Linked DNA regions of Homo sapiens: region 1 is linked to region 2. A link is a loop called in an ENCODE intact Hi-C map of the cell type or tissue named here. Cell type or tissue: MCF 10A. All regions are shown on one strand. Links, peaks and the distances in the headings refer to the core of each region. The heading gives the core; the rest is flanking DNA. Region 1 overlaps LRBA (LPS responsive beige-like anchor protein). Region 2 overlaps LRBA (LPS responsive beige-like anchor protein).

Evidence for each region. A loop is a pair of places that touch in the nucleus more often than their neighbours do. Peaks named below come from ENCODE experiments on the same cell type or tissue, not always from the same donor. Only the 100,000 strongest peaks of a DNase experiment are listed, where the experiment ranks them.
Region 1: it touches region 2 in a loop (11-fold over the local background); 21 of 110 quality-filtered maps call a loop at or near these places.

What each region holds. Positions count from the first base shown.
Region 1 is chr4:150,717,153-150,732,497 of GRCh38, forward strand. The region is part of intron 36 of LRBA (LPS responsive beige-like anchor protein); the gene reads right to left. It also overlaps the pseudogene ZBTB8OSP1. Among named protein-coding and RNA genes, the nearest start is that of MAB21L2, 140 kb to the left of the region's middle. RefSeq lists a silencer at 5,805-6,099. In MCF 10A, for the core only: a CTCF peak has its summit at 5,856; a DNase peak (open chromatin) is centred at 5,969.
Region 2 is chr4:150,860,508-150,875,852 of GRCh38, forward strand. LRBA (LPS responsive beige-like anchor protein) reads right to left here. Exons shown (of 57, transcript NM_001364905.1): 18 at 12,156-12,248; 19 at 10,838-10,946; 20 at 10,018-10,099; 21 at 7,675-7,798; 22 at 7,164-7,356. Among named protein-coding and RNA genes, the nearest start is that of LRBA, 150 kb to the right of the region's middle. RefSeq lists an enhancer at 13,724-14,257. In MCF 10A, for the core only: a CTCF peak has its summit at 6,763 (motif pointing left); a DNase peak (open chromatin) is centred at 6,734.

The DNA.
Region 1 (15,345 bases), core at 2,416-10,415, 140 kb before region 2:
AGTTTTCTTATCTGTAAAATTGGGCTGAAGATAATAACATTTACCTCAGAGGACTGTTATGATAATTTATTTTATATTTGTTAAGAATTCAGAAAAACAAGTGGTACTATAGAAGTGTTTATTTTTAAAAATTTATAAGTACTCACAAAAATGTTCACTATTTTAATAAAAATATTTTGCTTGCTAATTGGAAAAAAATCTTTGAATTCTTCACCTAAAAAATATATAGATTGCTATATTTGCCAGACATAGTGGCTCATATATGTAATCCCACCACTTTGGGAGGCTTGAGCTCAGGAGCTTGAGACCAGCCTGGGCAATATGACAAAACCGATCTCTACAAAAAACAAAACAAAAATTAGCCAGGTGTGGTGGTGTGCACATGTAGTGCCAGCTACTCGGGAGGCTGAGGTGGGAAGATCACTTGAATCCAGGAAGCTCAGTTTGCAGTGAGCCAAAATCGCACCACTACATTCCAGCCTGGGTGACATAGTGAGACTCTGTCTCAAAATAACAATAATAGTAATAATAATAATAATAATAATAATAATCAGTGCTTTCATGGTCTTTATTTAATAAAAAAAAATACTCCATTTTTATTACTTCAAAAAAACCGAGAGACCACCTGGTTTGCAGTTCCACTGAAGCTAGCAACAAGTGAGTTCTACAGTATGTTAGATAAAATTCAAAGCAACATTGGCCCAAAGACCTTTTGAAAATTCTTACTGAAGTTGATTTTAACTCACATAGATTCCTAAAAGAAAAATCATTAAGTGATAATCATCAGTACATATGTTTTACAGATATATCACATTAGTTTAAAGAAACTAAAATTCTAAAAGACAACCTTCTTTACAAAAATGATTGCCAGGAAACTTGTATATTCACACATGCACAATGTTTACAAGGTATGATGTTTCTGCATGACATAATTTTTTTCATAAATATTCTGTTTATAACCATAAGATTAAGAAACAAAGTTAAGATGTACAGCTCATCAATGATGTCATGACATTCATGGAACCTCTCTGTAAACCAAAAGCATAAAATGTCAAGGATATCCCACTCCAATGATAAGCATGCAATGAACTAAATAGATGCACATTGCAGATCTACACTGTCATCAATCCTCTGATAATAAATGAAACAAGTCAGCTACTTTACACACAAATCGTACATTAAATAGATGACAACATCTTTTTTTGCAGAAGAAGGTAATTAGCAGTAGATAAAATTCAGTTATATTATTTAAGAATGTACAGCTTGAATTCAAGGCTGAATACAGATAACCTCTAAGATATAAGCTGTCTCAAAAAAAAAATGCCTCATCCTGCAGAGTATTGTTTAAGAGCAATACAGTTAGAACATGAGCATACTTCAACCAATTGAAGTTTGTTGAAAAAGGGTAAAGACTAGCAGACATAAGAAAAAATATACGTTTGCTCTCTTAAAATTGACTCTGATGTAGAAGAGATGAACAAATATATTTTCTCTGCTAAAATTTTAAGTAACAACAATATTTATTTGGAAATATTTCTTGTTTTATTTAGAAATTTTATTATAACACCTTAAAATACTACACAATATTGCAAATCTCATAGCACAATGATTAAAATGAAAAACTATATTAGACAAAACATAAAATTAAATAGCTTAGAATAAAGCTGCAATGTATTCGAGGATTAGATCCTATTCACACGGTCTTTAGAAATCTAATAAAATTTGAACCAAATTCATAGATTAGTAATTGGGAAACAGATTACCTGGATCTGGATCCAAGTTGTAACTCTAGGTTATTTCTACTTCATGCTATTTTCAAACTTATAAAATGAGGGATAATATCAGTACTATCTCAGAGGTTTGTTGTAAGAATTAGTTGCTACTTATATATACCTCTAATAGCTACTGAAATAGCATAAGGATTCATGAAATATTAGCTACTGTTGGCACCATCATTCCTCACCGAAACTGAAAATATATATACTTTTCAGATCAAATCAATTTAATCTCTTTCACAACAGAGTTTTAGAAACATTTCTTCAATTTTCAATTCCACATTTCCACCTTCCTCGTTCTCTCTCATTCATACACCAATTCCACGTTTACTCCATCATTCTCTCTCATTCACACACAAAAGAACACACACTACCCACCACCACAATCACTAAATTTCAAATTTAAAAAAAGTGCAATCTTAACCCATAGTTACAACAAAGAAAGCATCTCCATAATTAATTAGAAAGTACACTAAGAAATAGATTCCAGGTTAGGATGGTAGGCTGATATTGCAATTACATATTTTTTCCTTCCTCATTTCCTAAAAACAAATTAGCAAAAAATAAATAAATAACAAAAAATAATTTTTAAAAATAATGAAACAATGTAAGGAATGTACCATAAATCACCAAACATTAAAAAATTGGTTGCCAAGGGGAACAAAAACAAACTGGTTCTAGAACTGAGGGAGCAACAAAGCTTAGTTCTTAATCATGTCCCCATGCCCCCAAAGCAATATTGGTAAGTTGACAAAATTCTGATAATTTTCTTAACGCCTTCAAATACAGAGAGAAACAAACTGAGTAGGTAACGTTACCTCTTTCCTCTTCTACCTGGAGATGCCAGAAAAACTTACAGAACAAATACTGGTGAAGCAAGAAATTGAAAAATGCGGCTGATTCACTAAAACAGAAGTAAACTCGACTCTACTCTCTTAAATGACTGAGGGAAATGATTCAAAGCCTAAGCACATCTTCCCATGAGAACTGTCTATAGTCTAATGAGATAGAATGAACTTGGTAGAAAATATTTAACAAAATCTTAGAAAAAAATGAGGATTTCTAAGAAAGACTCCTCACCTATTTCAAATAAGCTCTTCCTCTTCATGATAGGCCATAGGATATTCTACAAAAATCAAACTGTAGCTCAGGAGAGGGAAATATTAGCTTTACACAGAGAATGGAGAGGGAAATAAGTCACTAAGATATCCTGTTGTCTAAGCCAACAGAATATCTGCACAGAGCATTCTAAGAATGAACACAATGGAACAAAAAAGTATGGTAGTTATACAAACATATAGCACCAATCAATCAACAAATAAGTTAATACATAAATTTAAAATAAAACGTTAATATAGAAAAGACAAAACATCTGATGAAAAAGTATCTCAAGGAGTAAAAGAAAATTATTCATGATTATTTTTTCTAATGAACAACATAACAAAAACATAATGCAAATAAGATAAAACTCAAAATAAAGTGACTAAGGAAAGAGGCTGAAGTCCTAAATAAACAAAATTAGGAACAAAACATAAGCTTTATAGACATAATAAATAAATTACAAATAAATATCCCGGACAAAATAAAACATTAAAAATGTACTTACTGGTGGAAAAATAAGGCTAAGGATCAAAGAAAGTCAAGCAACTAAGGAATAACTAATAGATGTGAAAGACAAACATATATCTAACATATTATTAAGTGTTACTAAGCAAGAAAAAACAAAATAAAGTGAAAGTGGTATTTCAAAGTATAATCTAAAAAATTTTCTAAGAACTGAAGGAAAAATCAGAATCTGCTGATTATAACAAGAAACTATGTCCCAGGATAATTTGATAAATAATGTTCAATACTGAACCATATTCCTCTTAAAGAATTTTTTGGACAAAGAAATCACAGGCAGAAGACACAAAAAGCAAATCAGAAATTAAGGGAAAATATCAGACTGTCCTCTGAAAGCAACATTCAAAGTCAGAAGATAACAAAGCAATGTCTGCAAAGTTCTAAGGGAATTTAAGTGTTACCCAACAATATTAAGTCAAGCAAGGCAGTCATGGCACAGAAAGAGGGAGATGTTAGAGATTACAATTTGACTGAGGAACAGAAGGCGATCAAGGCCAACTATCCTCCAGTTAATAGGAATTATGAGTATTTGGATCATACAGCAGATGTCCAGTTACACACATGGGGAGATACTCTGGAGGAAGCATTTGAGCAATGTGCAATGGCCATATTTGGTTACATGATAGATACCAGGACTGTGGAGCCTCTCCAAACAATAGAAGTAGAAACCCAAGAAGTTTCTACTTTTCTTTTTCACTTTTTAGATGAGTGGCTTTATAAGTCCAATGCTGATGAATTCTTCATACCCTGGGAAGTGAAAGTACTTTGTATTGATCAAAGACATTTCCAATTACAATCAATTGGGTGGAGAGAAGAATTTTCATTGTCCAATCACCCTCAGGGAACCGAAGTCAAAGTTATAACATATTCAGCAATGCAGGTCTATAATAAAGAAAACCCAGAAGTTTTTGTGATCATTGACATTTAAGACCAAAAAAGAAAAGACTCCTAAGAAGAACTGGGTTTTTTTTTTTTCCTCTTCCTTTTGGGAAGACAATGTGAATTAAATTCTATAGTATCTTATGAAATACAGAAATTGTAGAACAAAAACTTATAACTTTATTTATTTACTTATTTTTCCTGAGACAGAGTATTGCTCTGTCCCCCAGGCTGGAGTGCAGTGGCACGATCTTGGCTCACTGCAGCCTCTGCCTTCCAGATTCAAGCGATTCCCATTACTCAGCCTCCCGAGTAGCTGGGACTACAGGCATGTGCTACCTCACGCCTGGCTAATTTTCGTATTTTTGGTAGAGATGGGGTTTCATCTTGTTGGCCAGGCTGGTCGCGAACTCCTGACCTCAAGTGATCCGCCCACCTTGGCCTCCCAAAGTGCTGGAATTATAGGTGTGAGCCACCACGACCAGCCAGAAATTTACAACTTGAACTGTGACTTTCCAAAATGGAAAATTAGGGCATGTCCTTGGTCTGTGTTCCCCAAATAGTCAATCTTTAAAGAATTCTTCAATTCCTACGGGGCAGTTATGGTCCTTCATTTGTTGATCATCTGCTGTGGCAGCAAGTGCCTCATGCCCTTCCATTGCAATGCAAGCCTTCCACCCTCCCCTCAGAACAGAATGCTGATGTCAGCAGCAGCCTGGTGCTAAATCCAATTTGGAAAAAAAAATAATTTGAGAAAATATATTTCCACACCCAGAAAAAAATATATAAAGTTAAGCAGAATGCCATTCAAATATAAAGATAGCAGGCAAATATTCTTAAACATGGAAGAACTTTAAGTTTACAACACATATAAGCCCCTTGTGGAAAAAGAATAACCATGAAATGCAGCCAATTAAGAACTGAGTCAAAAGAAAGAATCTGGAAATTAAGTTCCAACTAATAAAGTTGGGGAAAATGAAGAGTGAGTATTGAATTCACTTAAATAAAGAACAAATACTCAAGTACTATAAGAAATGTGATTATAAACATGAATGTTATAAATTTAGACAATATGAAAATTAAAATATAACTAAAAATTAGGAGGTGAGGGGAGAGAAAATAAAAGGAACATACAAGTGACTAATATCCTCAGCCTCCATAAGAGAGTGTGAATTGACATATGTAACATAAAAATCAACATCAGAGGAGGGCAGAGCACGATGGCAGAATAGAGGCCTATCCCGTTTGTCCACCCTGCTGCAACACCAAATTTTAACAACTATCTGCACATAGCAAAGCACCATCACTAGAACCAAAAATCAGGTGAGCGATCACAGTACTTGTTTTTAACTTCATATCATGGAAAGAGGCATTGAGGGGGGCAGGAGAGACAGACTTGAATCACTGATGCCACCTCTGCCCCATCGCCCAGCAGTGGCCATGCACTGCAGACAGAAACTGCACTTTGGGGAAGGAGAGCTCAACGACTGGAGAACTTTACATTGGTCTCAGTGCTGCCCTGTCAGAGCAAAGAATAAAGCTATGCTGGGCTCCTTCCATAGAGGGAGCATGAGGACCAGCCCTAGCCAGAGGGGAATGACATATCCCAGGGGACAGAACATGAGTTTCTTGGCAAGCCTCGCCACGCAGGCTAAAGTACACTGGGTTCCTAGATAAACTTGAAAGGAAGTCTAGGACACAAGGACGGCAATTTCTAGGCTCCTCCTAGTGCTGGGTTGGGCTCAGGGCCAGTGAACTAGGGTGGCACATGACCTAGAGACACACCAGCTTGCGTGGCTAAGGAAGTGCTTGCATTAGCCGTGCCCTAACCCCAGGGAGTGAAGCTCATAGCAATGAAAGTTACTCCTTGCTTCTGCTTAATGAGAGGAGAGCAAAGAGTAAAGAGGACTTTGACTTGCATTTTGGATACCAGCTCAGCCACAGTAGGATAGGGCACCAGGCAGAGTCATGAGGCCCCGTTCCAGGCCTTAGCTCTCAGATGATATTTCATTTCTAGACACAACCTGGACCAAAAGTGAACCCAGTGCCTTGAAGGTAAGGATCCAGTCCTGGTAGGATTCATCACCTGCAGATTAAAGAACTCTTGGGCCCTGAATAACCAGCAGTGATAACGAAGGGAATATACCATGTGTCTTGGGCTTTGAGACTTACTAGCTTCAGGGGTGACCCAGCATATTCCCAGCTATGGTGCCTACAGTGAAATACTACTAATGTTTCAGAAAAGCAGAGGGAAAAATAAAGGGAACTTTGTCTTGCATCCTATGTACCAGCTCGGCTACATGGGGGTAGAGCAATAAGCTGGCTCTTGGGGTCCCAAAGTCCAGGCTTAGGCTCTTGGACAGCATTTCCAGATGTGCTTTGGGACAGAGGGGAGCTCACTGACCTAAAGAGCGAGTCTCAGGCCTGGCAGCATTCATCACAAGCTGACAGAAGAGCCCCTAGGCTCTCAGTAAACATCAGTGGTGGCCTGAAGGAATCCCCTGTGGACCGGTGGTGGGGGTGGCCACAGGGAAAGGCAGCTCTGCCTGTGGAAAGTGAAGAGTAGGAAAGACTTTGTATTGTGGTTTGAGTGCAGGCATAATGACAGTAGAATAGAATATCAGGAAAATTGCTAAGCTGTTTAACTCCAGTCCCTGGCTCCCAGACAGCACTTTGGACATTCCCGGAGCCTGTGGGAACTCACGGCCCTGAAGGGAAGAAACTGGGGCAAGACCTAGTGCTGTGCAGGTTTCAGGTCTAACCCAGTGCAGCCCTAGTGGTGGTGGCCACAGACTTACTTGCATCACCACACCCCCAGTTGCAGGTGGCTCAGCAAAGAGAGACAGACCCTGTTTGTATGGGAGAAAGGGAAAAGAACAAGAGCCTCTGGCTGGTAATCCAGATAATTCTTCCACATCTTATCTAAGACCACCAAAATGGTACCTCTACGAGTCAGCAAAAAACACAGCCTTATTGGGGTTGGGGTCCAAGTCCTTTCAAATACCTGGAAAGCCTTCCCAAGGACAACAGTCACAAACAAGCCCAGACTGTGAAGACTACAATAAATACCTAACTCTTCAATGCTCATACACTGAAGAACATTAGCAAGTATAAACATCATCCATGAAAACATGACCTCACCAATGAACTAAATAAGGCACCAGGAACCAATTCTGACGAAACAGAGACATATGACAACTAAGATAGTTAATTCAAAATAGCTGTTTTGAGGCAACTCAAAGAAATTCAAGATAACACAGAGAAGAAATTCAGAATTTTATCAGATAAATTTAACAAAAGGATTAAATTTTTTTTTTAAATCAAGCAGAATGAGTAGGGAGGTGGAGTTTACAGTGAGTTGATATCCCACCACTGCACTGCAGCCTGGGTGATAGAGCCAGACCCTGTCTCAAAAAATAAAATAAAATAAATTTAAATATATGTATATATATACATATATATATGTATATATATACACACACACACACACACATACATATAGCAGAAATTCTATAATTGAAAAATGCAATAACATGCTGAAGAATGCATCAGAGTCATCAGAGTCTCTTAATAGCAGAACTGATCAAGAAGGAAGTAGTGAGCTTGAAGACAGGCTATTTGAAAATACATAGAGGAGAGAAAAAGGAATAAGAAAAAATGAAGCATGCCTACAAAATCAGAAAACAGCTTCAAAGGGGCAAATCTAAGAGTTAATAGCTTTAAAGAAGAGGTAGATAAAAAGAGAGGGGTAGAAAGTCTATTCAAAAGAATAATCAGAGAACTTTCCCAACCTTGAGAAAGATATCAAATTCAAGTAAAAGAAGCTTATAGAACAGCAAGCAGAAAGAAGATTACCTCTGGGCATCTAATAATCTAAAGGTCAAGAATAAAGAAAGGATCCTAAATGCAGCAAGAGAAAAGAAATCACATACAATGGTGCTTCAATACATCTGGCAGCAGACTTTTCAGCGGAAACCTTACAGGCCACAAGAGTGGCAAGACATATTTAAAGTGCTGAAAGAAAAACACTTTTACTCTAGAATAGTATATCCAGTGAAAATATCCTTTAAGCATGAAGGAGATAAAAAGACTTTCCCAGTCAAACAAACGCTAAAGGATTTCATCAACACCAGGCGTGTCCTAAAAGAAATGCTAAAGGGAGCTCTACAATCTGAAAGACAAGGATGTTCATGAGCAAGAAGAAACCATCTGAAGGTACAAATCTCACTGGTAATAGTAAGCACACAGAAAAGCACAGGATAGTATTACATTGTAATTGGAGTGTATAAATAAACCAAGTAGAAAGACTAAATAATGAACCAATGAATAATAACTACAAAAACTTTTCCAGACATAGATAGTACAGTGAGATAAAAAGAAAAACAACAGAAAGTTTAAAACTAGAGAGACAAAGTTACAGCATAGAGTTTTTATTAGGTTCCTTTTTGTGTGTTTGTTTCTTTATGCAATCAGTGTGAAGTGAAGTTGCCATTAGTTTTACATAACAGGTTATAAGATTGTGTTGGCAAGCCTTGTAATAACCTCAAACTGAAACAAATAAAATGGGTACACAAAATATAAAAAGCAAGAAATTAAATCATACCACCAGAGAAAACCACCTTCACTACAAGGAAGACAAGGAAAGAAAAAAGGAAGAGAAGTCTGCAAAACAACCAGAAAGCAAATAACAAAATGGCAGTAGTAAGTCTCTACTTATCAATAATAACATTAAATGTAAATGGACTAAACTCTCCAATCAAAAGAAATAAAGTGGCTGAATGAATTAAAAAACAAGACCTAATGATCTGTTGCTTGTAAGAAACACACTTCACCTATAAAGTTACACATAGACTGAAGATAAAGAGACGAAAACAGATATTCCAAGTCAGTGAAACAAAACAGAGCAGGAGTAGTTACATTTAATCAGATAAAATAGATTTCAAGACAAAAATTGTAAAAAGAGACAAAGACGGTCATTATATAGTGATAAAGGGGTCAATCCAGCAAGAGGATATAACGATTGTAAATAAATATGCACTGTATTAGTCCGTTTTCACACTGCTATAAAGAACTACCCAAGACTGGGTAATTTATAAAGGAAAGAGGTTTAATTGACTCACAGATCCATGTGGTTGGGAGGCCTCAGGAAACTTACAATCATGGTCGAAGGGGAAACTGGCACCTTCTTCACAAGTTGGCAGGAAAGAGAAGAGTGAAGGAGGAATTTCCAAACACTTATAAAATCATCAGATCTCATGAGAACTCACTATTACGAGAACATCATGGAAGAAACTGCCCCCCAGTGATCCAATCACTTGCCTCCCTTGACACATGGGGATCATAGGTCCCTCCCTCAACACGTGGGGATTACAATTCAAGATGAGATTTGGATGGGGACACAGAGCCAAACCATATCATGCACCCAACACTGGAGCAACTAAATATATAAGGAAAATATTATGAGAACTAATGAGAGAGATAGACTCCAATACAATAATAGCTAGACACATCAAAATATCCCACTTTCAGCATTGGGCAGATCTCACGGACAAAAAAAAAAAAATCAAAAAAGAAACAGCAGACTTCATCTGTACTACAGAACAAGTGGATCTAAAGTTATTTACAGAACATTTCGTTGTTTTTTTTTTTTTTTTTTTTTTTGAGATGGAGTCTTGCTCTGTCACCCAGGCTGGAGTGCAGTGGCATGATTCTCAGCTCACCGCAACCTCCATCTTCCACGTTCAAGCAATTCTCCTACCTCAGCCTCCTGAGCAGCTGGGATTACAGGTGCATGCCACCACACTCAGCTAATTTTTGTATTTTTAGTAGAGACGGGGTTTCGCCATGTTGGCCAGGCTGGTCTCAAACTCCTGACCTCAGGTGATCCACCTGCCTCAGCCTCCCAAAGTGCTGGGATTACAGGTGTGACCCACCACGCCCAGCCAGATATTTACAGAACATTGCATCCAGTAGCTACAGAATACACATTCTTCTCCTCAGCACATGGGTCATTCTCAGGAACAGACCATACGTTAGGTCACAAAACAAGTCTTAAAACACTCAAAAAACCTGAAATATCAAGCATCTTCTCTGACCACAATGAAATATAACTACAAATCAATAATAACAGGAATATTAAAAACTATACAAATATATTGAAATTAAACAATATGTTCCTGAATCACCAGTGTAATGATGAAGAAATTAAGAATAAAATTGAAAAACTTCTTCAAACAAATGATAATAAAAACACAACATACTAAAGCATACAGGATACAGCAAAAGCACTATTAAGAAGAGAATTTATAGCTATAAATGCCCGTGTCAAAAAAAAAGAAAATCTTCAAATAAATAACCTAATAATGCATCTTAAAGAACTAGAAAAGTAACAGTAAACTGAACTCAAAATTAGTAGAAGAAAAGAAATACTTAAGTTCAGAGCAGAAATAAATGAATTTGAAATGAAGAAAACAATACAGAAGAGTGATTAAACAAAAAGTTGGCTTCTTGAAAAGATAAACAAAATTGGCAACCTTTTAGTGAGACTAAGAAAAAGAGAAGATCCAAACAAATGATATCAGATATGAAAAGGGAGACATTACAACTGATACGGTAGAAATTCAAAGGATCATTAGTGGCTACTATGAGCAACTATATGTCAATAAATTTGGAAAATCTAGAAGAAATGGATCAATTCCTAGATACATAAACCTACCAAGATTGAACCATTAAGAAATCTAAAACCTAACAGACCAATAACAAGTGACAAGAGTGAAGCCTTAATAAAAAGTATCCCAGTAAAGAAAAGCCTGGGGCCAGATGGCTTCACTGAATTCTACCAAACATTTTAAGAACTAATACCAATCCTACTCTAAGTATTCCAAAAAATAGAGGAGGGAAGAATTCCACACTAATTCTACAAGGCCAATATTACCCTGATACCAAAATCAAAGACATATTAAAAAAAGAAAACTATAGGCCAATCTCACTGGTGAATATTGATGCAAAAATCCTCAAGAAAATACTAGCAAGCTGAATTTAAAAATACATTAAAAAGGTCATTAATCATGACCAAGTGGGATTTATCCTAGGGGTGGAAGGATGGTTCAATGTATGCAAATCAATCAATCAATGTGATACATGATATCAACAGAATGAAGGATAAAAAAATGATCATTTCAATTGATGCTGAAAAAGCATCTGATAAAGTACAACATCCGTTCATGATAAAAACCCTCAAAAAAAAAAAACGTGATACAAATGGAATATGCCTTAACATAATAAGCCATATATGACAGACCCACAACCAGTATCATACTGAATGGAGAAAACTGAAAGCATTTCCTCTAAGATCTGGAACATGACAAGAACATGTACTTTCACCACTATTATTCAACATAGAACTGGAAGCCTTAGCTAGAGTAATCCAACAAGAGAAGGAGATAAAGAGCATTTAAATTGGAAAGGAGTAAGTCAAATTATCTTTATTTGCAGATGATGTGATCTTATTTTTAGAAAAACCTAGAATCCACCAAAAAACTATAAGAACTGATAAACAAATTCAGTAAAGTTGCAGTATACAAAAACCAACATACAAAAATGAGTAGTGGCCAGACATGATGGCTCATGTCTATAATCCCAGCACTTTGTGAAGATAAGGAGGTGGACTGCTTGAGCCCAGGAGTTCGAGACCAGCTGGGCAACATGGTAAAACCCTGCCTCTATAAAAAACACAAAAATTAGCCGGACATAGTGGCACATGCCTGTAGTGACAGCTACTCAGGATACTGAGGTGGGCAGACTGAGCCCAGAAGCTCAAGGCTGCAGTGAGCCATGACTGTCACTGCAACCCAGCCTGGGTGACAAAGTGAGATCCCATCTCAAGCAATCAATCAATATCAGTAGCATATCTATATGCCAACAGTGAACAATCTGAACATGAATTCAAAAAAGTAATCCCATTTACAATAGAAACATACAAAATTAAATACCTAGAAATAAATTTTACAAAAGTGGTGAAAGATCTCTATAATAAAAACTATAAATCACTGATAAAAGAAATTGAAGAGAATATAAAAAAATGGAAGGATATTCTATGTTTATGGATTGGAAAATCAATACTGTTAAAATATCCATATTAAACAAAGTAATCTACAGATTCAATGCAATCTCTATCAAAATACTAATGACATTCTTCAAAGAAATAAAACAAAACCCTAAAATTTATGTGGAATCACAAGAGACTCAAAATAGCCAAAGCTATCCTGAGCAAAAAGAATAAAACTGGAGGAATCAGATTATCTGACTTCAAATTATATTACTGAGTTATAGTAACCAAAACAGAATGGTATTAGAATAAAAACAGACACATAAACCAATGGAACAAAAAGAGGACCCAGAAACAAATCCACACAGCTACAGGAAATGAATTTTCAACAAAGGTGCCAAGAACAAACATTGGAGAAAAGACACTCTCTTCAATATATGGCACTGGGAAAGCTAGTTATCCATATGCAGAAGAATGAACCTTGATCCCTACACCTCACACCTTATGTAAAAATCAAATCAAAATAGATTAAAGACTTAAATCTAAGACTTCAAACTGTGAAACTACTACAAAAAAAACTGAGGAAACTCTCCAGGACATTGGTCTGAGCAAAAATTTCTTCAGTAATACCCCATAGTCACAAGCAACCAAAGCAAAAATGAATAAATGGGATGATATCAAGTTAAAAAGCTACTGCAGAGCAAAGGAAACAGTCAACAAAGTGAAGAGACAACCCATAGAATGGAAGAAAATATTTGCAAAGCTACCCATCTGACAAGAGATTAATAAGCAGAATATGTAAATAACTCAAACAACTGTATAGGAAAAAGTAATAATCCAATTTAAAAATGGGCAAAATATTTGAATAGACGTTTCTCAACAGAAGACATATAAATGGCAAACAGGCACATGAAAAGGTGTTCAGGCCGGGTGCAGTGGCTCATGTCTGTAATGCCAGAACTTTGGGAGGCCAAAGCAGGCAGATCAATTGAGGCCAGGAGTTTGGGACCAGCCTGGCCAACATGGTAAAATCCCATCTCTACTAAAAATACAAAAATTAGCTAGGCATGATGGCACAGGCCTTTAATCCCAGCTACTTGGGTGGCTGAGCCATGAGAATCCCCTGAACCAGGGAGGTGGAGGTTGCAGTGAGCCAAGATCGCATCACTGCACTCCAGCCTGCGTGACAGAGTGAGGCTCTGAAAAAAAAAAAAAAAAAGAAAGAAAAGAAAAGAGAAAAGAAAGAAAAAGTGTTCAAGGGCCAGGCACTGTGACTCACACCTGTAATCTCAGCACTTTGGGAGGCTGATGAAGGCAGATCACTTGAGGCCAGGAGTTCAAGACCAGCCTGACCAACACAGCGAAACCCCATCTCTACTACAAATAGAAAAATTAGCCGGGTGTGGTGGCACAGGCCTGTAATCCCAGCTACTTGGGTGGCTGAGTCATGAGAATCGCCTGAACCAGGGCAGTGGAGGTTGCAGTGAGCCAAGATCATGTCACTGTACTTCAGCCTGGGCAACATAGCAAGACTCTGTCTCAAAAAACAAAACAAAACAAAAGATGCTCAAAATCATTGATCATCACAGAAATGCAAATCAAAAGTACCATGAGATATCATCTCACTCGAGTTAAAATGGCTTGTATCCAAAAGTCAGGTAATAACAAACGCTGTCGAGGATGTGGAGAAAAAGGAACCCACATACACTATTGGTGGAGTGTAAATTAGTAAAAACCACCATGAGAACAGTCTGGAGGTCCCTCAGAAAACTAAAATAGAGCTACCGTATGATCCAGCAATCCCACTGCTAGGTATATATCCAAAAGAAAGGAAATCAGTATATTGAAGATATATCTGTACTCTCATGTTTGTTGCAGCACTGTTTACAATGGCTAAGATTTAGAAGCAACCTATATGTCCAGCAAAAGATGAATGGATAAAGAAAATGTGGTACTTACACACAATGGAGTACTAGTCAGCCATAAAAAGGAATGAGATTCTTTCCCATTTGCAACAACATGGATGAAAATGGAGATCATTATGTTAAGTGAAATAAGCTATGCGCAGAAAGACAAACATCGCATGTTCTCACTTATTTGTGGGATCTAAAAATCAAAACAATTGAACTTGTTCAGTTGAACTCTGAACAATTGAACTCTGAGTTCAAAACAGTTTTACTCAGAGAGACAGTAGAAGGATGGTTACCAGAGGCTAGGAAGGGTAGTGAGGGTGTCACGGGTAGGTGACGATGATCTATAGGTATAAAAAAAACAGAACAAATGAGTAAGATCTAATATTTGATAGCACAACAGGAGACAATAGTCAATAATAATTTAATTGTGCATTTTAAAGCAACTAAAATGGTGTATCTGGATTGTTTGTAACCCAAAGGATAAATACTTGAAGAGATGGATACCCAATATTCCATGATGTGATTATTATGCACTGCATTCCTGTACCAAAATATCTCATGTACTACATAAATATATATACCTACTATGTACCCACAAATATTACAACGAAAAGAAATAATAAAAAATCAATGACATAATTACACTGAAAATAATTAACTAAAATGGCTTGGTGGAATTCTATGTCAAAACTCATGTTTAAAAACTGAAGCCATCAACCTCTTAATTTTTTCATAATTTATTAACCTTCTATTCTTTCAGAAAATAATTTTCCTTTACTTAAAGAAACATTTCCTTGTTTTTTCCATAATTATTATTTTGCTAAATTTTATACAATACTGCAATAAATAGCCATGTATACCTATCTTTAAATACTATTATTTTTAATTCCTAACAGATATATTCACAAAAATAGGATTACTCGGTAAATGGGTATTTGCATGTTTGTGAGTGTCAATGTAATTTTTTAATAGCTATGACTATACTGCTTTCCCTTAAGACTAAAAATGTACTTTCTGTTAACAATACAAAAGAACAGCATTGCCCATTTCATCTCTCTTATTCACTTCAACAGTACGTTATCATTCTTTTTACTGTCTCTCAACCGAA
Region 2 (15,345 bases), core at 2,638-10,637:
GTTTAAAGCCATAAGTCACTGGACTAAAGAAACATATAGGCCGGGCGCGGTGGTTCACACCTGTAATCCCAGCATTTTGGGAGGCTGAGGCGCGTGGATCACGAGGTCAGGAGATCGAGACCATCCTGGCTAACATGGTGAAACCTCTTCTCTACTAAAAATACAAAAAATTAGCCAGGCATGGTGGCAGGCGCCTGTAGTCCCAGCTACTCAGGGAGGCTGAGGCAGAAGAATGGCGTGAACCCAGGAGGCAGAGCTTGCAGTGAGCCAAGATCGTGCCACAGGGCGACAGAGCGAGACTCCGTCTCAAAAAAAAAAAAGAAATATATAAACTAAACAAAACTATAGTCATGCATCACTTAATCATGAAGATATGTTCTGAGAAATGCATCATTAAGCAATTTCATCATGTGAACACCATAGAGTGTACTTAAGCAAACCTAGATTGTATCACCTACTATATACCTAGACTCTATGGTATAGCTTATTACTCCTAGGCTACAAACCTGTATAGCTTATTACTGTACAGAAGACTGCAGACAACTGTAACACAATATATGTATTTGTGTTATCTATTTTTTTTAATGTTTTAATTTTTGTTTTAACAAAAGACTGAGTCTCGCTCTGTGACCCAGGCTGGAGTCCAGTGGCACAATCATAGTTCACTGTTACGTTACTTCAAACTCCTGGGCTCAAGTGATCCTCCCACCTCAGCCTCCTGAGTAGCTAGAAATACAGGTGCATGCCACCATCCCAGCTAATGGTGTGTGTGTGTGTGTGTGTGTGTGTGTGTGTGTGTGTGTAGATTGAGACTCACTATGTTGCCCAGGCTGGTCTCAAATTCCTGGCCTCAAGCCATCTTTCAGACTTGGCCTCCCAAAGTGCTGGGATTAGAGGTGTGAGCCACCATTCCCAGCCCTTATATTGTGTGTACGTAAGGTTTAGAAATGTGTATCTAAACAAATATAAACATAGAAAAGGTATAGTAAAAATCCAATATAAAAGATTTAAAATGGTACCTACATAAGGCATTTACCATGAATGGAGCTTATAAAACTAGAAGTTGCCCTGGGTCAATCAGTGAGTAAGTGGTGAGTAAATGTGCAGGTCTAGTACACTACAGAAGACTTTATAAACACTGTAAATATAGGCTACACTAAATTTATTTTTAAAAACTACTTTTCTTTGTTCAATAAGAAATTAACCTCAGCTTACTGTAACATTTTAACTTTTTAAACATTTTAATTTTTAAAACTTTTTGACTCTTTTGAAATCAAATTTAGCTTAAAACACAAACACATTGTACAGTTGTAAAAAGATATTTTCTGACAGGCACAGTGGCTCACAACTGTAATCCCAGCTACTTGGGAGGCTGAGGCATGAGAATTGCTTGAACCTGGGAGGTGGAGGTTGCAGTGGGCCAAGATTACACCACTGCACTCCAGCCTGGGCAACAGAGCAAGACTCTGACTCCAAAAAAAAAAAAAAGTTAGAATGGTGATCATTAAAAAATAAGGAAACAACAGGTACTGGAGAGGATGTGGAGAAATAGGAACACTTTTACACTGTTGGTGGGACTGTAAACTAGTTCAACCATTGTGGAAGACAGTGTGGCAATTCCTCAAGGTTCTAGAACTAGAAATACCATTTGACCCAGCCATCCCATTACTGGGTATATACCCAAAGGATTATAAATCATGCTGTTATAAAGCACATGCACACGTATGTTTATTGCAGCACTATTCACAATAGCAAACACTTGCAGCCAACCCAAATGTCCAACAATGATAGACTGGATTAAGAAAATGTGGCACATGCACACCATGGAATACTATGCAGCCATAAAAAAGGATGAGTTCATGTCCTTTGTAGGGACATGGATGAAACTGGAAACCATCATTCTCAGCAAACTATCACAAGGACAGAAAACCAAACACTGCATGTTCTCACTCATAGGTGGGAATTGAACAATGAGAACACTTGGACACAGGAAAGGGAACATCACACACTGGGGCCTGTCATGGGGTGGGGGAGAGGGAAGGGTAGCATTAGGAGATATACCTAATGTAAATGACAAGTTAATGGGTGCAGCACACCAACATGGCACAGGTATACATATGTAACAAACCTGCACGTTGTGTACATGTACCCTAGAACTTAAAGTATAATTTAAAAAAAAAAAAAAAAGTCCAGGTGCAGTCACGCACGCCTGTAATCCTAACACTTTAGGAGGTGGAGGTGGGTGGATCCCCTGAGCTCCGGAATTCAAGACTAGCCTGGGCAACGTGGTGAAACCCTGTCTCTACTAAAAATACAAAAAAATTAGCTGAGTGTGGAGGTGCACACCTGTTGTCCCAGCTACTCGCCAGGCTGAGGCAGGAGAATCGCTTGAACCCAGGAGGTGGAGGTTTCAGTGAGCCAAGATTGCACCACTGCATTCCAGCCAGGGTGACAGAGCAAGACTCTGTCTCATTTAAAAAAGACACACACACACACACACACACATTCTAACCGGGTGTGTGGCTCATGCTTATAATCCCAGCACTTTCAGAGGCCCAGGCGGGGGGCCACTTGAGTCCAGGAGTTGAAGACCAGCCTGAGCAACACAGTAAGACCTCGTCTCTACAAAAAAACTAAAAAAGTAGCCAGGTGTGGTAGCACAAGTCTGTAGTCCCAGCTACTCAGGAGGTTGAGGTGAGAGGATCACTTGAGCCCAGGAGTTTGAAGTTGCAGTGAGCTATGAGCACACCACTACACTTCACCTGTCTCAAAAAATATTTTTTTTCCTTTCTCTATATCCTTATTCTAAAAGCTTTTTTCTCTTTTTAAAATTATATATTTTTCAAACTTTTTTGTTAGAAACTAAGACACAAGCCAGTCCCGGTGGCTCACCCCTGTAATCCCAGCACTTTGGGAGGCTGAGTCAGGCAGATCACCTGAGGTCAGGAGTTCGAGACCAGCCTGGCCAATATGGCGAAACACCGTCTCTACTAAAAATACAAAAATTAGCCAGTTGCAGTGGCAGGCAACTGTAATCCCAGATACTCGGGAGGCTGAGGCATAACAATCATTTGAGCCTGGGAGGCGGAGTTTACAGTGAGCCAAGATTGCGCCACTGCACTCTAGCCTGGGTGACAGGGAGACTCTTTTTCCTGAGCTTACACAGCTAATAATTACTATAAATCAGGATTCACACCCTGTCTCCAAAGTCCACATTCTTTCATTACTTACACAAACGGATTTGAAAACTGGATATAAATACTTAGTCATAAATGCTCACAAGCTCAAAACACCTGAGATATCACCTAATCCAACTCCTTTATTTTGTATATAGGGAACTCAAAAAGACTAATCTATTCATCCTAAATATCCTATTATTTTCTAAGATAGCAGTTCTCAAACTTTTTGGTCTCATGACACTTTATTTATTTATTTATTTATTTTATTTTTTGAGACAGAGTCTCGCTCTGTTGCAGGCTGGAGTGCAGTGGTACGATCTCGGCTCACTGCAACTCCACCTCCTGGGTTCAAGCGATTCTTCTGTCTCACCCTCACAAGTAGCTGGGACTACAGGCACTCACCACCACGCCCAGCTAATTTTTGTATTTTTAGTAGAGACAGGGTTTCACCATGTTGGCCAGGATGATCTCAATCTCTTGGCCTCATGATCCACCCACCTCAACCTCCCAAAGTGCTGGGATTACAGGCGTGAGCCACCGTGCCCGGGCAACACTTTACATTCTTAAAAAGTATTAAGGTCCCCAAAGACTCTTTATCTATGTGGATTATATCTACTACTGCTTATTATATTAGGAATTAAAACTGAGACCTTTTAGAACTATTAACCCACTTAAAAATAATAAACTCAATATATAATATAAATAACATTTTTTGAAAATGATTATTTTTCAAAACCAAACAATAACAAGAAGAGTGCCATTATTTCATATTTTTGTCAATCTCTTTAAAGTTTGGCTTCATAGAAGACAACTGCATTCTCATATTTGCTTTTGCATTCAATCTGTTGCATATATTGGTTTGGCTGAAGTATATAAAGAAAATCCACCCTCATACAGCTATGCAGTAGGAAAGGAGGACTGCACAGACCCCATGAAAAGCTCTCATGGGCCCACGTTCTTTTTTTTTTTTTTTTTTTTGAGACAGAGTCTCACTCTGTCACCCAGGCTGGAGTATAGTGGTATGATCTTGGCTCAATGCAACCTCTGCCTCCTGGGTTCAGGCAATTCTCCTGCCTCAGTCTCCCAAGTACCTGGGATTACAGGCATGCACCACCGTGCCCAGCTAATTTTTGTATTTTTAGCAGAGATGGGGTTTCACCATGTTGGCCAGGCTGGTCCTGAACTCCTGACCTCAAGTGATCCAGCCGCCTCAGCCTGTGATTACATGCATGTGCCATCGTGCCTGGCCTCCCTCCCAAGGTCTTTAGGTTATACTTTTAACAACGATTGCTTTAAAGTTTATACTCCTCCAGCCATCTTTCCTAAGGACTTGAAGAAACTAAGGTGAACTGACATAGATCTGTTAGAAACGTGAAAAATCTGCTTTATACTGGGCACTTCCCTAACCTATAATCTCCCCTAGAAATCTCTGAAATCTACTCCAGATGTATATGGGGCACAAAGTCAACCCTATTTTTCTTATAATCTTTTGTAAATGGCAACATAGTATGAGAAAAAAAATCAGTCTAGATTGCAGCAGCCTACTGCAATAGAAATGAGAATATCTGGGCATCAGCACAAACTAAAGTTACAGAAAGGATGGCAAACAGTTCCTGTAATGAGCCAAATAGTAAATATTTTAGATTTTAGGGGCCATGTCGTTGATGTAACATGTATGATTATCCTTATAGTGTGAAAGTAGCCATATACAATATATAAAGGAATGGTAGTGGATACATTCTAGCACAATTTTATTTAGATCTGACACTTAGGCCATGGCTAGCTGAATTCTGTTTTAAACAAAACTGATCAACCTCAACAATACAGTGACTAAAACAAAGCCATTTTATAAAATCAGATCTCTTTTCTTATTTACAAATGGATTTTACTCCTTGTAAACCCTTGTAGAAGCATACTTTCTCTCAATGAAGAAAGAGGAGGAACAATGAATAATTTGTAGGAACTTTCAATCAATAATTAAAAGCTATTCAAATACCTAGAAACATGTAATTAGGAAAGGGCAATATATTCTTTTTTTTTTTTTTTTTTAGATGGAGTCTCACTGTCTCACCAGGCTAGAGTACAATGGCTCTATCTCTGCTCACTGCAACCTCTGCCTCCCAGGTTCAAGCAATTCTCCTGCCTCGGCCCCCCAAGTAGCTGGGATTACAGGTGCACGCCACCACGCCTGGCTAATGTTTGTATTTTTAGTAGAGATGGCGTTTCACCATGTTGGCCAGGCTAGTCTCCAACTTTTGACCTCAGGTGATCCACCCGCCTTGGCCTCCCAAAGTGCTGGGATTACAGGCGTGAGCCACCACACCTGGCCAGAAATGGCAATATATTCTACAGAATGACAAAATATCTTAGAATAATAACTTTGATAGTCAGTAAAATGTAACACTTAAAGATATAGAGAAATTATCATTCTTGGTATTTATTCCTTCTAGTCAATTTTTTATTAAATAAATAGCTATATAATTATACAGTATTCCTTCTGAGTAATGAAAAAGTTCTTAAAATTCAAAAAACATACACCGTAAATGAAACTAATAGATTTTAATGCATTAATTACTTGAAATGTAAATTTTCCTCAGAAGGTACAAACATAAAACTCCAAAAATAGTTAGATAATCCACATATTGGCAGAAGATGTTCATAAACAACATAGCTAGCAAAGGATTAAGAATGAGACTACATAAAGAACTCCCACAAAACAACAAGAAAACACAGATCAAGATTATGGTGATGTAGCATTTTAAATTCATCAAAGTGACAAATTTTTAAACTCCAGCCATACCACGTGATTAGGTGATGTGAAGCAATGAGAACTTAAACACTGCTGGTGATATGTAAACTGATACACTACTTTAGAATACTGTATTGTATTGGAATACGATACTTTGGAAAAGAATTTGCATTATCTTGTAAAGTTCAACATTTTCACCTTATAAGTCAGCAATTCTACTTCTAGGAATATATGCAGAAAATTCTTGAACAAGCACAAAATGTATACGAAAATGCTAATTAATTGGTAAATAAATAGTCATGTCATGCAATACATTACAATTGAGAAAATGAACAAAACTATATGGGTCAATGTGGATGAATCTCAAACAGTAATAAGCACAAACAGTAATTAACAAAAAAATGCATTCAGTATGCCACATTTACCTTAAGTGCAAACATAAAAAATAAAACTCTTTATTGTTTAGAGTTATATACACGTAGTAAAGGTATAGAAAAGACAAAAGACAACACCAAATAAAAGCTAGTGGTGTTGGGGGTCAGGCGAAGAAGAGGAGACAAAGCAATTATAGAGGAGTAACCCAATTTCATAAACAGTGATCCTTTTTGTATGCTTAGAGTATTTCAAAAAAGAATTTAAGCTATATATAAATAACTAAACTTACTTTGGCTTAATTTAAAAAAAAAAAAAAAAAAAAACTACATTCTTCCAAACCCAGTTTTTAGCTACCTGTAAGATTAGCACAGGGCAGACATCACCCAGAGCTTTTCTGTTTACTCATCCACCTTACGTTGCTAAAACAACTGTTCATCTTTGAATATAGTGCGCCACCTTGTGTTCAAAAGCTTTTAACTCATATAAAATTCTGAGACCCATGTTTGTAAACAGGGCTTCCTCGAAAAAAAATATTAGGTTGGTGCAAAAATAATTGCAGTTTTTGCCGCAACTACTTTTTCAGCACCCTAGTATAAATTCCTTTATGCTGTGGCAATAGATTTACCATTATAAAGATAAGTACATGTAAAAACAACATTAGAAAAAATTATTTTGATTCTAAAGAAATTACAAATGCTTTATTTCTATTGATAATCTTTTTGAGCTTTCATTTTGCTGTACTTTCAGAAGATAACTTGCCTTTTTTCCTTGATTTTAAGTATCGAAATTTTTTAAATGACTAAAATTCAAAAATTATAGATATTTAAAATGCTACAATACGCTTTCATAAAGAAACTTACCTTTGAATGAGTGATTGATAAAGTGTCTACCCATACACGCCAGCCACCCCACTCATATTTGACTGCATGGTAAAGCAGGATTCTGAATATGGCGTATACCATTTCTGTTATCTTTTGCTCATCTGAATTCTTAGGATTAAAATAGCAGAGAGAAAGCATCCATTCTTGCCACACAGAGCATTGTAGCAAGCTCCTGAAAATTATGAGAGGGTACTAAATTACTGAAGAAAAAAAAATTATCTAAAATAAATCTAAAGGTTTAAAACAAAATAACCCTGCCCCTCCCTTTCCCCCCGAAAAAGAAACACATTTAGTTATACATTAAGAACAATTCGACAATGTGGTACTAAAAATTCTAACTTAACTATGTGGTACATTATTTACATACTCTTAATAAAAAAAATAGAAAAATCATTTCACAGTATTTTTAAAGCAATTTTTCTTAGATAAAATGGGCTTATACAAAAGTACATTTGAATACTGCAAATAAATGCTTTCTGATTCAGCTTACCTCCTGTTTTCTCTACTGTTATTAAAAAGTTTAATCATGTCAGAAAGAAAGGCTCTGCGAACCTCCATGCTCTCTGGGCACTGGGGAGAATTTCGAAGTAGGGTCGCAATTACTTTTAGTATCTCTGTAAGACAGTTTATAAATAAGTAAAAACCAAACTCAACAAAAAACTCATGATAGAAGGTCATCCATCTATTGCAATTTCTTTAGTTTCCCTAACACAAATGTCTACCAAAAACATCCTCTTCTGTTATTAAAAAAAATCACCTCTGGAAAGAAATGACAATACATTCATTAGAAAGCATTTATAAATATGAAAGGAAATTTCTTTCATGATTCAAATGTGCAAAAATAAAGCTGAACTTTAAAAGGTTAAAATAAAACAAGTTAAATTATAAATGAATTAAATGTCAGTGAAACTGCTTACTCTCTCTGAGATATACCAAATAGTAAAGTTGATCTTAAAAACAAGCAGGCCGGGCGAGGTGGCTCACGCCTGTAATTCCAACATTTTGGGAAGCTGAGGTGGGTGGATCACTTGAGGTCAGGAGTTCGAGAGCGGCCTGGCCAACATGGCAAAACCCCATCTCTACTAAAAATATAAAAATTAGCCAGGTGTGGTGGCGTGTGCCTGTAATCCCAGCTACTCAGGAGGGTGAGACAGGTGAATCGCTTGAACCCAGGAGGCAGAGGCTGCAGTGAGCCAAGATCGTGCCACTGCACCCCAGCCTAAGCGACACAGCAAGACTCTGTCTCAAAAAAAAATAATGAAATAAAATAAAAAATACTATAATCAAAATCTCAGAAAAATATAATAAATTCTTAGATTCCTCATCATAATTTATGGTATGCACACACAGTCTTTCATAGCTGGGATTATAGGCACCTGCCACCACGCCTAGCTAATTTTTGTATTTTTAGTAGAGACAGCGTTTCTCCGTCTTGGTCAGGGTGGTCTTGAACTCCTGACCTCGTGATCCACCTGCCTTGGCGTCCCAAAGTGCTGGGATTACAGGCATGAGCCACCACGGCCGGCCTACCATAGAGAATTTTTAAAGGTGTGAAGATTTTCTTTCATAATCTTAAAAGTAAAATTAGACACAAAAAACCCAAAGGAAATTAAAACCTATTCAACATCCCATCTCCCCAGAAAATGCAAACTAAACTACTATTGTAATGGTCTTAGCATAAAGCTATTTAAATCTCCAGAATTTAGCTTAAATTAGGCCAGGCACAGCGGCTCATGCCTGTAATCCCAGAACTTTGGGAGGCTGAGGCAGTTGGATAATTTGAGGTCAAGAGTTCAAGACCACCCTGGCCAACATGGCGAAATCCCATCTCCACAAAAAATACAAAAATTAGCCAGGCCTGGTAGCAGGCACCTGTAATCCCAGCTACCAGGGAGGCTGAGGCAGGAGAATCACTTGAACCAGGAGGCAGAGGTTACAGTGGCTGAGATCCTGGCACTCTACTCTAGTCTGGGCAACAGAGCACAAGACTCGGTCTCTAAATAAATAAATAATCTCCAGAACTTAGCTTCTTAGCTTAAATTAAAACAAAAAAAAAAATTCTTTTAAAAATATGCACTTAGACCAGGTGCAGTAGGCTCATGCCTGTAATACCAGCACTTTGGGAGGTTGAGGTGGGAAGATTGCTTGAGCCCAGGAGTTTTAGACCAGCCTGGGCAACATAGGCAAAATAATGACATCACGTTTCTCTGAAAGCTGAGGAAAATTAAACCTCAAAGCCACGTGCTTTGAAAATTAGCACTGGAGTACCAAACACACAAATACACCTAACCACATAAAATGTAATTAAATTTTAAAACTCTACAAACTAATAATTTTAATAACATGATCTTAAAAAGCAAGATGAAAAAGGTATACTTTATACAAGTGCTTAAGAATTCTAAATATCAAAAGAAAAGACTGTTTAACAAGACTATCTTCATAAACAATAAAGAAGACATATTGTTCTATTCCAAATTTGGTATTTTTATATTCACAGTAATTTAAGATAAAACTACCCCAATGGTTCTTGTAATTCTGCCTGACATCACTAAATAGCACAATCAAAATTTTGCTGAAAGTCTGAACATATATTACATCAAGACCTTAAGCAAACAATTCTTCAAAACCTTTATATAAGAATTTCCACATAACTTAAGGTTGATTCGAAGGAATACTCAATATAAAACCCAAACAAAACTAGTATAATATCATCACCCTTAATGAAACATTCATCTAACAATCTGTTTCAACAACATCAATTTTAGGTTGTTCACAGTGACTTTCTTTTTAAGTAGCAAAAGGTAGTTTTTGTTAAAGTATATAAAATACATACGAGGGTTTTGTATCTTCACTGAAGAATCAGGATCTGGATGCTGTTTATGTATCACCTGAGTACCAATCTGTTCTATAAGAATCTACAGAAGTAAAACAATGGATTACATTAGCAAATCACTGGATTAGCATCACTATTAATGAACTTTAAGTGCATCACTATTAATTAACTTTAAGTACAACACTAATCAAAATATAGTATATTTTTAGTCCAATATTGTCATGCTAAATAATATACTTCTAAAATAACTACAGCATTATTACTCTATGTTTTCTTAATTATAAAATGAGACATCAAATAGTTAATAAAATGGAGGGAACATTTAAACAGAAATAACGATACTGTTTAGAAATTCACAGATTAATTATAGATTTCTAAAAATGCAGCCACATCTCCTTATATCATTTCAAAGCTGTACATTACAAACTTAAATGGTCTGGTCAGCATGGTGGCTCATGCCTGTAATCCCAGCACTTTGGGAGGCTGAAGTGGGTAGATCGCCTGAGGTCAGGAGTTCGAGACCAGCCTAGCCAACACAGCAAAACCCGTCACTACTAAAAATACAAAAATTAGCCGGGTTAGGTGGTGTGCACCTGTAATCCCAGCTACTGGGGAGGCTGAGACAGGAGAATCACTTGAACCCGGGAGGTGGAGGTTGCAGTGAGCCAAGACTGTACCACTGCACTCCAGCCTGGGTGACAGAGTGAGACTCTGTCTCAAAAAATAAAATAAAAATAAATGATCTTATTTACCTACACAATGTTAAGAGGCATTTTTATAATAAGAAATTTAGAGGAGTAAATCCTAAGTACATTCCTACCTCAAACAGCACATTATATGTGGTCATTGTGATTAAATTTGTCTGAAGCATGAGCCTTTCAGCTAGCAATGAAAACAATCCATGTCCAAGCATGACTTCTGCTTTCCTCCTGCAATTACACAAAAAGAAATCATCAAATGTAGAGCTTTTCTGTGCTCTACTTAATATGCATGCTGGATGAAGGAAACACAAAATACTTTTTCACATTACAAACAATTCCCAACTCAATTACTCTCCCAACTATCTTCAATCTAGAACTTTTAAGGCCACAAAACCTTTAAGCAGAGAAATGCTAACTATATAAGCATAGCCGAAGTTAAAAATTAAAAAAAAAAAAGACAAGTGTGCCTATGCTACAGCACAGCAAAAACCTCCTCCAAAATCTTCAGAGCAGTTATTTATTTAACGAAGTTGCTACAATCTACCAGCACTAACTTAGTCTCCCCTGGGGATGATCATCTAAAGCACAATAAATACTTAAGTAGAAAAACAATGTGGAGAAAAAGTAGAAGAAATGTAATATAATTTTTTAAAATAAATACTATGAAAACATATATACCAAAATTAACCTTCCAAGCATAAATTCAGAAACTAAAGGATCACAAACTTTAATTTTACCCTTGGGGTCAGCAAAGCTTTTCTGCAAATGGCCAGGGGGTAAATATTTTAGAATTTGTGGACCAGGTGATTTCTGTCACAACTCAACACTGTCCTTGTATCATGAAAGCAGCCACAGATGATACACAAATAAATTATTGTGGCTGTTTTCCAATAAAACTTTATTTACAGGTGGCTAACTGGATTCCTAAAGACTTCAGTTTACCAACACTTGTTCTACCCCCAAAATTTTCTTTTTAAAATAAACTACTTCTGGTACAAAGAACAAGAGGTAGAACATGAATATCTGTATTCAGCTAAGAAAATAAGCGTGGAAGTTTCAGTTTTGAGTTACGCATACAGCAGAACACACTATGTGACAAACATCCAGGTTATGTATTACTTTATAATACAGATAAAGCAAAAATGGTGTGAGTCACCTGAAATCAAGTCTCCATAGCTTCTTGAATGCAAGCTGTCCAAACTAATTCTCATAATTCACATTAAATACATGAATAATTTAAATAATTTTATGTACAAAAAAATTAATCCTGTTCACTTAATTTTTAAAATATGTACTAGTGGGATTACATTTATACAGCAATTTATGAATAAAAATAAAAGAAAAACTAGAGGACTATAGAACAAAATTACTACTGCAAAGATTTATAAAATAAATAAGTAGAATACAACAGTCCATCTTAGATTTCGGCATACTTACTTTGGGGCCAGATGTTTTAAAAAATAACCCATTGCCTTAAGAGCTTGTACCCTGATTCCTTCACTTTTCGATGCCAGAAGTTTGTAGATAACACTGAATGAATAAAAATTTAAAACAAACTATTTTGAGTATAATTTTTAAATGGAAAGGTTTAAAATATATACTTTTCATATTATTATAAATCTATTTCAAATAATATGGAAGGAAATTTAATATAGATTTCTGTATATAAAAAATCTGCTTATCTCAGGCTAGAGTTCCTTTCAATGAAAACTAAGAAATGAGAAGAAATTGGAATATAAGAAATGAGGTGACTTTTCCATGCACATACTTATATGTAACGTGTGTATCAAGCTAGCTTTCAGATACTTTTTTCCTTCTGCTACAGGCTTGTAAATGTTCTGAAGGTTACCAACTTGTTATTTTAAGTCAGTAGAAAGAAAGCATTTCTAATGGTAGCACATATTTAAATTTCTAAATAATTGTCGCCATGAAAAACAAGACAGTAGGCTAATAATAAATGATTATCAGAAATAATTACAAAAGTAAAAAGATTTACAACCAAAGAACTGCTAAAAATAAATTTCTCATTCAATTCTCAAAAATTATATAGTAATCTAATTTAATTTTTAAAGATCTATGAGGCAGCTGGATGCAGTGGCTCACGTCTGTAATCCCAGCAGTTTGGGAGGCCAAGGCAGGCAGATCACCTGAAGTCAGGAGTTCGAGACCAGCCTAGCCAACATGGTGAGACCCCATCTCTACTAAAAATACAAAAATTAGCTGGGTGTGGTGGCATGTGCCTCTAATCCAGCTTCTCGGGAGGCTGAGGCAGGAGAATCGCTTGAACCTGGGAGGTGGAGGTTGCAGGGAGCCGAGATCATGCCACTGCACTCCAGCCTGAGCAACACAGTGAGACTCTGTCTCAAAAAAAAAAACAAACAAACAAAGATCTAGGAAGGCCTTCTGATTTTAGTATAAGTAAAGTATAATGCAACTGAAATTAAACTGATTCATTACAGCATTCCCTTCCTCATAAACATTTAGAACAAGAACAGTAATTAGAAACTCTTATAATTACTTATAAAAATTAAGGATATCAGTATCCTCCTAGATCAAAATTTTGGTGTTTAGTAAGTTAGAAAACATTCTGAACAAAAAGGAAATATCTTCAACCTCTAGTGATCAATAGAAAAGCAGGTATATAAAAAAGAAGTTTGATTCCTTTTAAAACATGAACTAAAGGCATCCAGGTCCATATCACATTGTAACTGCATAATTTTAATTCAAATCTTAGTACAAAAACTTAACAGTCAATCATTAGGAAAATACTAATATGTTGTATGTTTCTTTTCTTCAAGGATTTAAATTCAGCCAAATAAAAATTAAACCTTTTAAAAGAAATATTAATATAATACCAGTTTAAAATCACAATAGTTTTTTGAGTTTTTTTCCCCAAAGATGGCAGATTTGAGGGCTTTAGCATTTCTCAGCCACTTAGAAATAGCAAGATAGTATATAAAAATCAACTGTGAGCTTTAATTCAGGAAGAAAAGCAGGACTCCACCAGAATCATGAAAGGCACCCTAGTTCCCGAGAGCACTTTGTTTCTCCCAAGACCTGGAGCTAACTGGGAAAGAGGTATGGAGATACTGTGAGGGAAAGACACCAGGAAAAGTTGCAGGGACCAACAGCAGGATGCCATTTTGAATTCAAGCACACACAATTCAAACTGGAAATCTGGCAGTGTGGCTGTGCAGGCATGCCAGAGATTAGAGTCCCTGCTTTGGAGCCAGAATTGTGAAAACTGCCTCAGCAGTAGGTGTTATAATTGTACTCTACCCCGTCGCAGGCCTGGGGTGGGAGGAAAGCTGCTACAGCTGCAATATCTCCTGGACAACAAGACTTGGCAGGCAGAGGCAGCTTGGTGACCTGGAACCAGTCTGCATGTGTCATTGCTGGGTGCTCCAGCCTGCTACCCTGACACTGTGGTGCAGCAGGGCCCTCTCTGCTCCACTCTCAGGCAGAAATCCAGACATTCAAGCCACCCCACCCTTCGTAGACACAGATCATAGCACTGGACCCTCTTTGCTCCATGCCCAGGCAGATCTCCAGGCAACTGACGCACCCACTCCCACGGACTAGCAACCTGAGCCCTATTCCACGTGGTGCAGCAAGATGCACAGGCAGATCTCCAGGCATTAAATGCACTTGCTTGCCCAGATTGGCAGCCTGAGCCACCCCACTCTTCCTTTGCAGAGATCCAGGTTCAGAGGGGTCCTCTATGCTTCATGCTCAGGGAGATCTCCAGGCATTCAGAGCAGCTGCTTGGCTACTCCAGCAGCCTGAGTCACCTCACCCCTCTGTGCAAAGATCTTGGTGCAAGGGGGAACCTCTCTGCTCCATGGCCAGGCAGATTTCCAGGCATTCAGACTACTCAGTCACCTGGAACAGCACCCTCTGCACCATTCCTATGTAGAGATCCTGGTACAGGGGGCCCTCTCTGTTTCACACCCAAGCCTATCTCCAGGGATTCAAAATAACTGCTTGCCTGGTTCAGTACCCTGAGGTGTCCCACCATTCCGGTGCAGAAATCCTGGTGTAGGAGACCCTCTCCATTTCACAGCCAGTAGATCTCCAGGAATCTGGAAAACCCATTTTTCCTGGATTAGGAGTTTAGGCCATCCCCATTCCCATGCAGAGAACTTGGGGCTGAGGTTTCCCATCACTATTTTTTGTGCCCTTCTCCAGAGCATAGAAGGGAGCTCAGACCACCATGCACTACACACATCAGCTTATTGCCTGAGGCAACAGAGAACTTCTCCCACTAAACAAGGGTCAAGTATATACCCAGCCACATTGGCCAAAGCCCACTCTTACTCATAACTGCCATCCAATGGCTTGTAGGTTGAACTGCACAGCCCAATATAAAACCTGCTGACGGAAGTGTATAAAGCTACAGAAGCAAAGCCAAAAGGCCCTACCCAGCATTCTCTATAGCCACACCCCCTATGAAGACAGGGAAAGAGAAAGAAGACAAAAAAATAATAATAACATTACAGAGAAAGAAAAAAATCTTAAAAGCATGAAAATTATTACAAAAGTTACAAGTGTCAGCATCTCCAAAGAAGGAACCACCACAAAACTTCAGACACCATGAAAAATCTGAGTGTGGTGACACCATCAAAGG